Linked DNA regions of Homo sapiens: regions 1 and 2 are each linked to region 3. Evidence: chromatin loops called from intact Hi-C (ENCODE). Cell type or tissue: mammary epithelial cell. All regions are shown on one strand.

The links. Hi-C counts contacts between places; a loop is a spot of excess contacts. Peaks named below come from ENCODE experiments on the same cell type or tissue, not always from the same donor. Only the 100,000 strongest peaks of a DNase experiment are listed, where the experiment ranks them.
Region 1: a loop joins it to region 3, with 2.5 times the contacts of the local background. A loop is called at or near these places in 2 of 110 quality-filtered maps.
Region 2: a loop joins it to region 3, with 6 times the contacts of the local background. A loop is called at or near these places in 2 of 110 quality-filtered maps.

What each region holds. Positions count from the first base shown.
Region 1 is chr5:153,222,913-153,227,912 of GRCh38, reverse strand. No RefSeq gene overlaps it. Among named protein-coding and RNA genes, the nearest start is that of LINC01470, 250 kb to the right of the region's middle. In mammary epithelial cell, no CTCF peak of the experiment used is centred here; no DNase peak of the experiment used is centred here; H3K27ac peaks cover 303 bases.
Region 2 is chr5:153,146,501-153,151,500 of GRCh38, reverse strand. No RefSeq gene overlaps it. Among named protein-coding and RNA genes, the nearest start is that of LINC01470, 180 kb to the right of the region's middle. In mammary epithelial cell, a CTCF peak has its summit at 2,937 (motif pointing right); DNase peaks (open chromatin) are centred at 2,990 and 3,420.
Region 3 is chr5:153,474,870-153,479,869 of GRCh38, reverse strand. No RefSeq gene overlaps it. Among named protein-coding and RNA genes, the nearest start is that of GRIA1, 13 kb to the left of the region's middle. In mammary epithelial cell, a CTCF peak has its summit at 2,953; a DNase peak (open chromatin) is centred at 2,909; H3K27ac peaks cover 295 bases.

The sequences.
Region 1 (5,000 bases), 250 kb after region 3:
TGGCCATTTTCACGATATTGATTCTTCCTATCTATGAGCATGGAATGTTCTTCCATTTGTTTGTGTCCTCTTTTATTTCGTTGAGCAGTGGTTTGGGACGTATCTCAAAATAATGAGAGCTATTTATGACAAACCCACCGCCAATATCATAGTGAATGGGCAAAAACTGGAAGCATTCCCTTTGAAAACTGGTACAAGACAGGTATGCCCTCTCTCACCACTCCTATTCAACGTAGTGTTGGAAATTCTGGCCAGGGCAATCAAGCAGGAGAAATAAATAAAGAGTATTCAATTAGGAAAAGAGGAAGTGAAATTGTCCCTGTTTGAGATGACATGATTGTATATTTAGAAAACTGCATTGTCTCAGCCCCAAATCTCCTTAAGCTGATAAGCAACTTCAGCAAAGTCTCAGGATACAAAATCAATGTGCAAATATCACAAGCATTCTTATACACCAATAACAGACAAACAGAGAGCCAAATCATGAGTGAACTGCCATTCACTATTGCTTCAAAGAGAATAAAATACCTAGGAATCCAACTTACAAGGGATATGAAGGACTTCTTCAAGGTGAAATGGGTAATTTTTAAGAAGAATACAACTTATCATAATTGACCTTAATAAATATAGAAAGTCTAAAGTGATAAGTAATATATAGATGAAATAGAAAAAATTGTTGAAGATCTTAGCCAAAAAAGGATCAGAAAAAAATTGACAAATGGGATCTAACTAAACTAAAGAGCTTCCTCACAGTGAAAGAAACTATCAACAGAATAAACAGAAAACCTACAGAATGTAAGAAAATACTTGCCATCTATGTGTCCAACAAAGGTCTAATAATGTTTAAGAATCTATAAGAAACTTAAAGAAATCAACAAGCAAGAAACAAACAACTCTGTTAATAATAGGCAAAGGACATGATCAGACACTTTTCAAAAGAAGATGTAATTGTGACCAACAAACATGGGAACATGTCAATATCACTAATTATTAGAGAAATGCAAATCAAAACCACAATGTGATACCATCTCAACCAGTCAGAATGACAATTATTAAAAGTCAAAAAATAATAGATGCTGGCCAGGTTGAGGAGAAAAGGGAACATTTACACACTGCTGGTGGGAATGTAAATTAGTTCCGCCACTGTGGAAAGCAGTTTAGAGATTTCTCAAAGAACTTAAAACTGAACTACCATTTGACCTAGCAATCCCATTACTGGGTGTAAACCAAAGAAACATAAATTGTTCTACCATAAAGACACATGCATGTATATGTTCATTATAACACAATGCACAATAGGAAAGACGTGGAATTAACCAAGGTGCCCATCAACAGTGGACTAAATAAAGAAATGATGGTACATATACATTGTGGAATACTATGCAGCCATAAAAAGAATGAGATTATATCCTTTGCAGCAAGATAGATGAAGTTGGAGGCCATTATCTTAAGCAAATTAACACAGGAACAGAAAACCAAATGTTGCATGTTTCCACTTATAATTGGGAGCTAACATTGAGTACACATGGACACAAGGGAACAACAGACACTGGGGTCTAATTGAGGTGGAGGGTGGTAGGAGGGTGAGGATTAAAAAAAACTACCTATCAGGCACTATGATATAGATGATGAAATAATCTGTACACCAAATCCCTGTGACACACAATTTATCCATATACCAAACCTGCACATGCACCCCTTGAACCTAAAACAAAAGTTGAAAGAGAAAAAAGAAAGCATTGTGCTTAGCTTGTTTTGTTACAGTTAATACAAAAAACAAAATAAAACAAGAAACAAACAAACAAAAAGAAACAAGCCAATTTGAAGAGGCTCTCACTGGCCAAATATAAGATATCAAAACTGTCCAAATCTATGATGATACCAAAAACAAACAACAAACTTTGACCTATCACCATTGGAGGATGCTACTAAATCAATATTTTGAAAACTGGTAAATAGTCGGGAAGAATCAGGCATTTATATTGTCTTTCTTATGTGAATCATAGCACTTGGTACACAAATGGGAAAGGTAAATTTTTCTTCATAGAAGTATATTGGCTAATAAGTGAGTATCATCATTTTGCAATCTCTAATGAGTTAATAGATCAATATATGTATCATAAAAAGTTTGCTAACACCACAAAAAAGGCAACCAGAACTTACATGCCTCTTGATAGAATATAATATTATTTATGAATTCATCTTGCTTAAAAAAAATTTCAGCCCTCAATCCGATAAAGCTTTTAGGTCTGACCACTTTTCAAGAAACCCAGGGATATAAGCTGCAAAATCTAGATTTCAGGAGCCTGTACAGGACAAATGTTTTGGGTTGCTTATTAAACGAAGTGAAAGCAAAAAAGAGAGATGAATAGAGAGGAACTTGTAGATATAAACAGATTTAAGGCACACATCAACCAAGGTATAGATTTTATTTGGATCCTTATTGAAATAGTAAAAAGAGAAAATGAAATAATTGGAAAGTGGAATATTGACTATATATTTGCTAACATTTAAGAATTGTGTTAACTTTTGATTTAGGTGTGATAATGATACTGTGCTTTTCTTCAAAAAAAAAAAGGCTTACCTGTCTGAGATAAATACTGAAATATTTTCAGATAAAATAATATGATGCCTGGGAGTTGCTTCAAATCAGGAGCAAGCAGGAGAAATAGGCAAAACAAGATTGGCTGTGAGTTGATAATTGTTAAAGCTGGCCGGCTGATAGTTATGTAGGAGTTCATTATACCATCTATTTTTGTATACATTTAAAATATTTCATAATATAAATATTAATAAAAATTATATTACTAAAATTAAGGCACAACTCTCGTGGTTATCACATGATTATTGTTAACAAAACTGGGAGAAGTTGCTCCATCATCTGTGGTTTAACTTGTTTGAGATGGTCCCAACACCAATAACAAAGGAAATATACTAACAGGAGCAATATTCTCTTTCTCTGCTTTTTAAATTCTTTCTGTGTTTCCAGACATTCATTCAGCTTGCAGTTATAGAGCTGCTGATATTGTAAAAATGTTGCTTAGCAACATGTTAATGGGAAAAAACACTCCTTAAAACATTAGGGTTTTTGTCTTTTTAAATGTACTAGTTCAGCATATGATACCTCCCACAGCTCAATTTAACAGGAGGAAAAATATCAACTCTCTGAATATAGTGGGGTTTTTTTTTTCCATTTTCTTAGCTGGGTCTGAATTTAATAAGCATATCTAAGAAATGGAGTGTGATGATGACCATGAACTGCATACAGTTCCGTTGATCTCTTTGGCAAAAGTGGTTGGAAGTCAAGAATTGCAGCTCTCTGCCACTACCTAGTATTTGGGGTGGGATTGTGGGTAGGGAGGCTAAGAGGGGATGCAGAAAAAATATCCTATTTTTATCATCCACTCGGTATTGTTGTCCCAAAAAATGCATTAGATGTCAAGGATCTAGAAGTTGGGCCCAGTGAACACTCTTTAAGGCTCCTTTTCTATTTCAAGAAATCAGGATTTTTGACTAAATGCTCTTGAAAAGCATTTCCTTATGTTTCCCTGTGGAAGGCCCCGTAGGCCAATGATTCTCAAATTTGAAATGTGTTGACTTTGTCTTTTCTGGGCATCTTATAAAAAAAATGCAGATTCTGATTTGTAAGCCTGGGGTGGAGGCTTGGGTTTTTGCATTTCTAACAAGTTCCCACATGATGCTGATTCCGCTGGTCAGAAGAACCATACTTTTACGTCAAGGCTCTCAGCCAACGTGAATTATCAGAGGGATTAAAAAATGGCACTTATCAGCCTTGGCACGACATATGGTTAAGAGGACAGCTTGAGAGTCAGAGTCCTAGATTCAAACTTTGGCCCTGTCATTATTCACTGCACACCACTAAACATATTACTGAGTTACACTGAGCTTCAGATTCCTTATTTGCAAAACAGAAGCATGGGCATTTTCAGAGAAGATTGAATGAGGTAACAATATTACTTGAAAGATTCTTAGCTAAGGGCCTGGCACATAGTAAGTGCTCTATAAGTATTAATTAATGTTGGCATAAAGGCAAACAAATAGAGCATTTATGAAGGATCATGCCGCAGTATGAGCCTTTGCCTCCTTCCAAGGGTGGATATTTACAGAATGCCGTCTAGAAGCAGTGGAAAAAGTTGGAAAGGGCGCTGGGCTCTGATTCAGGGCGTAGATTCTTCCTCTCATGCTGCCAAGTCATACTGTTTCCTGGACCTCAGTTTACATGCCTGTCCAGTGGAAAGATTGAACCCATTTCTTCCTGGTCCGAACATCCTTAGGATATGTTTTAGCTCCCCTGGTGACTCAGTGCTGTGAGCTGCACCAATGAGCTTCAAGGATTCCGTTCCCTGTTAAATGAACATAGAGGAGAGGAGATCCACGGGTGGCAGAAAGCTTATCAGAATTGGATGAAAAGCCCAGACCCACAGGAATCAGCTAAGCAGGTGATCTATTTTAAAACCTAATTCTTTTTTAGCAACAGAGAGCCGGGGCAGTGATTTAATTACTGATGGCCTAAATCAGAGGCAAAATTAGAGCTAGCAGGTCCAAATCAGGGCAAAGAGCAGATGAGCCAGCCATCTTGAGGAGGATAGGTCCAATAAACCTTCCTGCTACCTTTCCTGGTCATACATTTCCTTGGGTCTCCACTGTACAGAGCTTTACATTTTTAAACATAGAGCATTTTTAATGCTCTATGGTTTTGTCCATTTTCTAAAGGATTCTCTAAGCATCTGTCAGCTTCTGTCTGAATCATACATAAATGTGTATATGAATCACTTCCTTCCCATTTCACACTATGTTCCCCAACCCCACTCTTTCACAGATACCCCCCCACCCCACCATTTAAAGAGTAAGTAAAGGAACTGGAGATTTTGTGGTGATTATCATACTGAAAAATGTTATTTCTTTGAAACCATAAGTACTCATAATTATTCAGGGGGGACCTCCCCACAAGAGGAATTCTAGCGGATCCCTGAAGAGTT
Region 2 (5,000 bases), 330 kb after region 3:
AGTTAAAATTTTTATGTGTTTTTAGATTTGGTTAACCAGTAACTTGCTGAGGATTTTTGAGTTTATGTTCATCATGGAAATGGGCCTGTAGTTTTTCATTTTTCATTGTTTCTTTGCCAGGTTTAGGTATTAGGGTAATGATGGCTTCATAGAATGAGTGAGGGAGGAGTCCTTCCTACTCAATTTTTTGGAATAGCTTCAGTAGAATTGGTACCAGCTCTTCTTTGCATGTCTGGTAGAATTTGTTTATAAATCTATCTGGTCTGGAGCTTTTTTATATGTTAGGTTTTTTTATTCCTGTTTCAGTTTCAGAACTTGATGTTGGTGTGTTCAGGGTTTCAATTTCCTCAATTCAATCCTGAGAGATTGTGTGTTTCCAGGAATTTATCCACTTCCTCTAGATTTTCTCGTTTGGGTGCATACAGATGTTCATAACAGTCTCTGAGATCCCTTGTATTTCTGGGGGATTGGTTCTAATGTCACCTTTGTTGTTTTTGATTGTGCTTATTTGGATCTTCTGTATTTTTTTTTCTTTGTAGCTAGAATTCTGTTGATCTTGTTTGTCCTTTCTGTTGATTATTTGTATGAATTTTGGGTTCTCAATTTCTCTGCGTTCTGCTCTGATTTTAGTTATTCATTTTTTTCTGTTAGTGTTAAGGTTAGTTTGTTCTTGTTTTTCTGGTTCTTCTAGGTGTGATGTTAGATTGTTAACTTGAGATCTCTCTTTTTGATGGTAGGCACTTGCCATGATAAGCTTTCCTCAGCATTACTTTTGTTGCATCAGAGATTTCTGGTATGTTGTGTCTCTGTTTTCATTTATTTCAAATAATTTTTTTGATTTATGCATTTTTTTTTGTTTACCCAAAAGCCATTCAAAAGCAAGTTATTTAATTTCCATGAAATTGTGTGGTTTTGAGAGCTGTTCACGGTATTGACTTCTATTTCTATTATACTGTGATTTGAGAGTATGGTTGGTAAGATTTTGATTTTTTGAAATTATTGGGGCTCACTTTATGGCTGAGAATGTGGTTGATCTTGGAGTATGTTTTTTGTACATATGAGAAGCATTTATACTCTGTGGCTAATGGGTGGATGTCTGTTTGGTCCAATTAGTCAAGTGTCAAGTTTAATTCCAGATTTTTGTTGTTAGTTTTCACACGTCTAATGCTATCAGTCTAATGCTATTTTTCTAGTGCTATCAGGGGAATGTTAAAGTCCCTCACTACTATTGTGTGACTGTCTAAGTCTTTTCATAGGTCTAAAAGTACTTGTTTTATAAATCTGAGGGCTACAGTTTAGGTAAATATATTTTTAGGATAGTTAAAAATACTGTGTTGAATTAACAGTTTATCTTTAGGTAATGCCCTTATTGGTCCTTTTTTACTTTATTTGCTTGAAGTATGTTTTATCTGATACAAGAATAGGGACCCCTGCTCTTTTTTATTTTCTGTTTGCTTGGTAAATCTTTCTTCAATTCTTTACTTTGAGCCTATGGGCACTGGTACGTATGAGATGAGCTTCTTAAAGGCAACAGAAAAATAGGTTTTGTATTCTTTATCCAACTTGCCATTCTGTGCCTATTGCGAGGGGCATTTAAATCACTTACATTCAAGATTAATATTATTATGTGAGGTTTGATACTATCGTGAAGTTGTCAGCTGATTGCTTTGTAGTTTCTATTGCGTGTTTGCTTTATAGGGTTTGTGGGCTATGTTCTTAAGTGTGTTTTTGTGGTAGTAGGTATTGTTCTTTCATGTCCATGTTTAGAACTCCCTTAAGGATATCTTGTGAGGCTAGTCTAGTGGTAATAAATTCTCTTACTGTTTGCTTATCTGGAAGATTTTATTTCTCCCTTGCTTATGAAGCTTAATTTAGTAGAATATAAAATTCTTGGTTAGAATGTTTAATTCTTTAAGAATGCTGAACATAGAACGCCAGTCTCTTCTGGCTTGTAAAGTTTCTGCTGAGAAGTATGTTTTTAGCCAGATGGGTTTCCCTTTGTACATGATATGTTTTTTTTGTCTAGCTGTTATTAAGATTTTTTTCTTGAGTATCGATCTTGGAAAGTCCAGTAACCATATGCCTTGGTGACATTCATTTTGTATAGTATATCGCAGGTGTTCTCTGGATTTCTTGTATCTAGTGTCTACATCTCTAGCAATATTAGGAAATTTTTTTTGAATTATTTCCTCAAATATATTTTTGATTTGGTTTACTTTTTCTCTCTCTCTTTCAGAAATTCCAATAATGCATACGTTTGGTCATGTTATATAATCCCATGTTTCTCAAAGGCTTTTTTAACTTTTTTTAAATTTTTGTCTGACTGGGTTAGATCAAAGATGGATCTTTAAACTCTGAAATTCTTTCTTTTACTTGGTCCAGTCTATTAATAAAGCCTTAAATTGTATTTTGAAATTCCTTAAGTGAGTTTTTCAATTCCAGAAGCTCTAGTTGATATTATTAAAGATGTTTATCTCTTCCTACATTTCCTTGATTGCTTTAGAAGTTTCTTTGTGTTGATTTTCCAGCTTCTCTTGGATCTCCTTGAGCTTCCTTTCAATCCACGCTTTGAATTCTTTATCTGTAATTTCTGAGTTTTCATTTGGTGAGGGATCATTACTGGCGAGCTAGTGCAATCATTTGGTGGTATCACTACATTCAGATTCTTCATAGTGCCAGATTCTTAAACTGGTTCCTTTTCTTCTAGAGATGCTGGCATTTCTAGTTTTGTAATTATTTTCATGCGGGTAGAAGTTTTGCTTTTTCTTTCTTTCCATATAATATTTTTTCTTTCCGTTTTTCTTTATCTTCTTCCCTAGGGCATGTGTCTGTAGAGAATACTGGTTAGGGTCTATGGGCTTTGCTTCTATAGCCCTATGCACTTCTCTTAGCATTTTTCATGTTGGGCTGTGAAGTTTAACTTACAAGCCAGTAGATGGCGCTTATAGGTAACAGCAAGTTGCAGCCAATGTGGCTGGGTATATACTTGATCCTTGTTTACCAGGAGAAGCTTTCCGCTGTCTCAGGCAATGGACTAATTCATGGAGTGTACTGTAGTCTGAGCTCCCTGATCAGCCGCGGGGAGGTGAGGGTAAAGATGGGTTGGATCAGACGAGGCAGTTCTGTCTACAGGTTCCCTGGTGGCAGGCACACGCTCCAGCCCTGAAAGAGAATTCAGTGGGAAATCAATAGGTGCCCAGAGATGTGCCTAGGCATGGAGCTGGGAAACCTCCTCAGCCTCAAATTATATACAGGGGTATGAGGGGCAGCCTAAACTCTCAATCCAGGAGACGATGTGCTCCAGATGCCTGGAGATCTGCCTGTGTGGACAAGAGAGAGCTCCCCTGCACCAGGATCACTGCATAGGTAGAGTGGAGCAGCTCAGGCTGATGTTCCATCTGGCACTCTCATGCTTGGAGATCTGCCAGGGCATGGAGCAAAGAGGGCTCCCCCATACCAAGATCTCTGCACAAGAAGAGTGAGATGACTTAGGCTGCTGAACCAGGCAAGCAAGTGCTCTGAATGCCTGGAGATATATATTTTTTTACTGTGTATATATGTATTAATGGTATCTATATATATATATTTTTACTTTTGAGTTAATTGAGTTCTTTGTATATTCGGGATATTAGTCCCTTGTTGGATGAATAGTTTGCAAAGCTTTCTCCCATTCTGCAGATTGTTTCTTTACTCTGTTTATTTGTTTATGTCCTCTCCGATTTCTTTCATCAGTGTTTTGTAGTTTTCCCTGTAGAGATCTTTTACCTTCTTGGTTAAATTTATTCCTACGTATCTTTAAATAGCTATTTAAAATAGGATTGCCTTATTTAACTTTTCTCTCAGCTAGTTCATTATTGGTGTATGGAAATACTACTGATTTTTGTATGATGATTTTGTATCCTGAATTACTAAATTTATTAATCAGTTCTAACGGTTTTTTTGGTTGAACCTTTTTTTTTCCCCTAAATTTGAGATTATATTTTCTGCAAAGAGGGCCAATTTGACTTCTCTTTTCTAATTTAGATGACTTTTACTTCTTTCTCTTGCCTGATTGCTCTGGCTAGGACTTCCACTACTATGTTGATAGGAATGGTAAAAGTAGGCATCCATTACTTGTTCCAGTTCTTGGAAGGTTTTCAGCTTTTCCCCATTCAGTATGATTTTAGCTTTGCATTTCTCATATATGGACTTTATCATGTTGAGGTATGTTTTTACTATGCCTATGTTGTTGAGAATTTTTATCATAAGTAGATGTTGTATTTTATCAAATGATTTTTCTGTGCCTATTGATATAATCACATGGTTTTTGCCCTTTATTCTGTTGATGTAGTTTATCACGTTTTATAGATTTGTGTATGTTGAACAATCCTTGCATCCCTGGGATAAATCCTACATTGTCATGGTGTATTATCTTTTTGATGTGCTGTCAGATTCAGTTTGTGTATATTTTATTGGGAATTTTTCCATCTGTTTATCAGGGACATTGGCCTGTAAGTTATTTTTGTCGTTGTGTCCTCGCCTGGTTGTGGTAGCAGGGTAATGCTGGCCTTGTAGAATGAGTTGGAGAGAATCCCCTACTCTTTAAATTTTTGAAATAGTTTGAAGAGAATTGTTATTAACTCTTTATAAGTTTGGTGGAATTTTGCAGTGAAGCCATCTGGTCCTGGACATTTATTTTTACTTATTTAATCATATTACTCATTATTGATCTGTTTGTATTTCTTCCTGATTTAATCTTGGTAGGTGGTAAGTGTCTGCAAATTTATCAGTTTCCTCTAGCTTTTCCGGTTTGTTAATGTATAGTTGTTCATAATAATCTCTGATAATATTTTATACTTCTATAGTGTAAGTTGTAACACCTCTTTTTTGTTTCTGATTTTATTATTTTGGTCTTCTCTCTTCTTTCTTGGTTAGTCTACCTGTTTCTCCATTTTTCTACACCTTCATAAAACCAAGTTTTCATTTCACTGATTCTTTGTACTGTTTTTGTTGTTTCTATT
Region 3 (5,000 bases):
AAGGACCCTCTGAGGACCATTCCGAGAAAAGACAAGGGAATCTGGGGAGAGGGGTGGGGCTGAGAACTGAGCAAGAGTTTGAATTGGCAGCAGGAACTGCCAATCATACATGCTCTAGAGTGTGGAACTGGAGGCAGTCCCTAGACAGGAAGCCAGAACTGGAAAGAGTGGGTCCAACTGGAGCAAGACCTTTGACATAAGAAACTAAGAGAGGCTGCAGGGAAGAGTGCGGAGGATGCCTTGTGACTTCTGCTAGGGCATCTGGAGTGAGGCACCATTTCTCAAGGACTCCTTGACCACTATACAGATGGTCCAGATGTTAGCCTATTGACAAAGCCAAGCTTGCCAAATGTAACCCTCAAAATTATTAACTTTTTACCCAACTAATATTTAGAGTGTGGACTCTGGAGTCAGAGTGCTTGAGTTTGCAGACTAGCTCCAAGGCTTATTTGCCATGTGACCTCAAGCAGAGTATTTTAGCTCCCTGAACCTCCTTTTCCCACCTATAAAATGGGGATAATAATACCTCAGGAGCTATTGTGCGCATTAAAAGAAAAGCTACATGTATAGTGCTTGGCACAATGCCTTGTCAACAATTGACCTTCAATACATGTTCATGGTTAGCTACAATTTATTGGCACCTTATTTGGGTCAGTGCTGAATTGGATACTTGGAACCAGAAAAGCAGTTTCTATCTTGTATTTTCTATGACAAAAATAAAACAAGGACTTTAGGGAGCATGTGGAGATGCTTCTGTGCATCAGCTCCTAGGAGATACATCCCAATGATGGGACAGGAGGATGCAAGGTCAGCGTAGGAAGACAATGTGAAGGTTCAAAGAGGAAGTTTTGGAAACTTAAAGTGAATTTTCACTCAGGGCATGAGGGCAGTGGAGGGACTAGACATTCAAAGCTAGTTGATGGCATCCTTTACAGCTGCTAACCAAAACCTTCCAGAGCTCAGGACCTCAGTGGATTGGTGTCACACTTAACCCATGCAGCTTTGGAAGAGGTGGAGAAATGGTTCTGAATGACCTGTAACCTGTAGCAGGGAGGCCCACACAGGCCAAGACCTCATTTACTTTAGGCTAAGAAAACTGGGCTCAGGAAAGCACTTCTTTATAAAAGAAAGTGTGATGTTGTAGGTAAGATGTCAGGCTCCAGAGCCAAAGTCTCTGTTTGAATCCCAGCTCTGCTCATTACTAACTTTGGGACTTTTGGAAAAATCTCTTTATTTCTTAGTACTGTAGTTTTTTCATCTGTAAAATGGCAATTGTAATAATACAGACTTTAGAAATTTGTTTTGAGATTAAGCACTGTAAGTGTCTGACACATAGTAAATACTCAAATGTTAGCTATTATTATCAATGCTGCAAACTCTCATAGCCTCTTCTTTATCACAGCCTCGCATTCTCCATTCTTGCTTCTCACTGAGTTTTACCACCCACTTCCATGAGAGTTTCTGGGAAATATTTAAGCTGTTCTCTTTTTATCAGTGTGTATATCCCCTCCACTTGCAGTCAAAGGCTTTGTTTTTCTGAACTTTAATTCTAGCTTCCCCTCAAATGTAGCTTTTAGCCAAGGCAAAACTCAGCCTCCTGAGATTGTTTCAGCGCTGGTACTAATCACATGTTGGGATTCAAAAGAACACAAGCATTTCCTTATAATCTGAATCTAAGATATGTATGGTTTGTGGGATTAAACAATGTAGGTAAGGGTTATGACTTAGAGTAATTCTTTGCTAGGGATAGTGAGTGTGTGTGTGTGTGTGTGTGTGTGTGTACAGGAGAGAGACACACACACACCAAAAGAGAGAGAGTTTTTGCTCCCTAGGAGACATTTGGCAATGTCTGGAGATATTTTTGATTGTCACAACTTTGGATGGAAAGGGTTTGCTACTGGCACCTAGGGGTAGAGGGCAAGGATGATGCTCAACATCCTGCAATGCACAGGACAGCCCCACAACAAAGAATCTTCTGGCCCAAAATGTCAATACTGCTGAGCTTGAGAAACCCCAGTGAAGAGGGAGAGAGTCTGGAAAGACAGACTGATGCCAGATTACAGAGGACAAACCCAAATAGAATAATCAAAGGTTTTTGAACAGGAGAAGTGACATGTTCCATGCTATGCTTTAGAGCGATAACCTAGGAGACATAGGCAGGAGCCAGTCAGGAAGTCACCGCAATTACAATTAACCAAGTGAATTCCAGAATTAGGGCATCAAAAGAGGAAGTTAAAAGGAAGTGTTGAATAAGAATTTAGCTCTTATACAATTTCTCTATCACAAATCACCTCCTATTCCTACAAATATATTACTTGTAATTATATAAATATGGCCGATTTCTGAATCAAGAAGCATATTATGAATACAATATTTTTTCACCTATAGATCTTTATTTTTCAAGCTTAATACATTTCTTGCTTTTACATTTGTTTAATTGCATGACATAGGAAAAACATAAATTAACTTCAGATTGGCAGTTACTGTAGGGAGGAGTAAGGGAATAGGAAGGCATAGGGTTGTTTTAACAGTGATTGTAACATTTTATTTCTTGGAGAACAAAATGCCTTTGAATCCAATACAGCAGAAATGTTTGTCGTAATATTTTCAGAATTTTCTTATGTGTTTGAAATTTTCATATTATTTTTACTTTTTAATATAAAGAAAAGAGTTGTGAGATTAAACTTGAGCAGGGTAGGATTGGCAAACATTTTCAATTTGCTGAATGTGGAGAGTTAGAAAAGAAGGGTAAAAATTATATGCTAGTGTTTTTGGCCTAATACAGTAGGAACATAAAACTGATAATCAGGGTAAGAACTGTAGAAGGTAGAAAACATTGTGAGTGTGTGTGGGTGTGAACACGTATGCACATGCTGTTGGGGGGAGGGATTGCCAAGAAAAATGAGTAATGCTTGAGATATGCTAAGCTCAGTTTCCTGCAGTACATCTTTGTGGCCATTTGGCTGTGAGCAAGCTAGCTTGGAAATTCAGAATTAAAGTCAGAGCTAGTCTCAAAGGCTTAGGTAACATCTACTTGGGTTAGGAGTGAGGCATTGGAGCTGTGGGGGTGGGCAGTGTCTTCAAGGGAGAATGCAGAGTGAAGAGACAAAGTCTGAAGATCAAGCCTTGGAAATCATCAATATTTGAGGGGGTAAGGAAAAATATATATATTTAAAAAAACAAGGAGAGATTTCAGGAGCCGGAAGAATACAAAAAAGAATATGTTGTCACAGAAACCAAGGCAAAGAGGATTTCTGAGAAGGAACGTGTGGACAATGGTGTTAGAGGCTATGGAGGAGAGCCACTGGATTTGACTATAAATAGTGCAGTGGGGAAGCCTTAAGAAAGTAAATTCACTAGAGTGAGGGGCCTCTCATTTATTCACTCAAAGCTATTTATTGAGTACATACTTGGTTATTGTCCAGTGCGAGGATCTGAGGAAATAAGCTAAACAGGGTTCTCTGCCCTCCAGGAGCTCACAGTCTAGTGCTTATATCTATGAATCAATAGCCTGTAATGTGGCAATTTATTGTTTCTATGATAAAAGCATGCACAGGGTATGATGGGGTCATATCAGGAAAGGATTCTTGGAAAAGGTGACTTCTGAGCTGAATTGATGAAGCTAAAGAATGAAGGATGAATAGGAGTCACATGTGAATGGAGGATGAAGGTTAATGGAAAAGGAGACAATTTTCTATGCAGAAGGATCAGCATGAGGACAGCCTTAGAGCCAAGATAAATCATGGTGAGATTTCAAGGAGCCAGAGTAGTTTGGAAAGGTTTGAGTGGCAAAGGATGAGTCCTGGTGAGCTGTGCAGGGGCCAGGCCAGGAGGTTCCTTTTGTGTTCCAGTGTAGCATTTGGACTTTATCTTAAAATCCACCAGTAGCAACTAGAGCTATGTAGTAAAGAACTTGCTTAATGTGCTCAGTTTTACAGTTTAATACAGGTGCATAGAGAAGCCCGTGTCTTTAAACCACTGTGTCTGCCATTTAGCAAATGCTTAAAAATATTTGTTGAATTAATGAAAAAAATTAAAAGGAATCTCAATCATTCATTCCAAAGTGAACTTATAAAATGGAAGTGTAGAACACAGAGAAAGTAAGATAGTTCAATTTTTTGTCTATTTCCCCATTTCAAAACCTAGCCACGTTTTAGTTATATAAATACATATTCATTTTAGCAAATGTTAGCTCATGAAAGTATGAGAAAAGTCGTCACTTAAAAACTTCTACTGAAACAACCATTATCAACACTTCTGTGACCATTTTTTTCTGCATTTCTTTATACAAACTAGACATTCACATATTTACATTTATATGGATGAGATCATAGTTTATCTGTTTTATCATGGATATACTTTGTATTGCTTTTGTTGAGAGTGGAGTAGAGAAATACTGAGCACATATATCTGTTGAAAGAACTATCAAATGGAGGAAGACAAATGAGAGATCCAAGAGAAGAGACATGGAGATATAGTCAGCAAAATCCAGAATATGGAAATCTCTGCAGAACAAATTACCAGTTTCTTCAACCAATAAATTGCACAGGAAATTTGTCAATGGACATATCAACCAAATGCAATATGCATACCTTGTTAGGATAGTGATTGGAATAAATAATTTAAAAAATTAGAATAATGTAGAATATTTAAGTCCTGACAGGATAATTGACATAAAAGAAAACTATTACATAAATGGCCTGATGGAGCTGAAAAACACAACACGAGAACTTCACAATGCAACCACAAGTATCAACAGCTGAATAGACCAAGCAAAGGGAAGAATTTCAGAGCCTGAAGATTATCTTGCTGAAATAAGACAGGCAGACAAGATTAGAGAATAAAGAAAAAAAAGGAATGAACAAAACCTCCGAGAACTATGGGATTGTGTAAAAAGACCAAACCTACGACTGACTGGGGTACCTGAAAGAGACGAGGAGAATGGAACCAAGTTGGAAAATGTACTTCAGGATATCATCCAGGAGAACTTTCCCAACCTA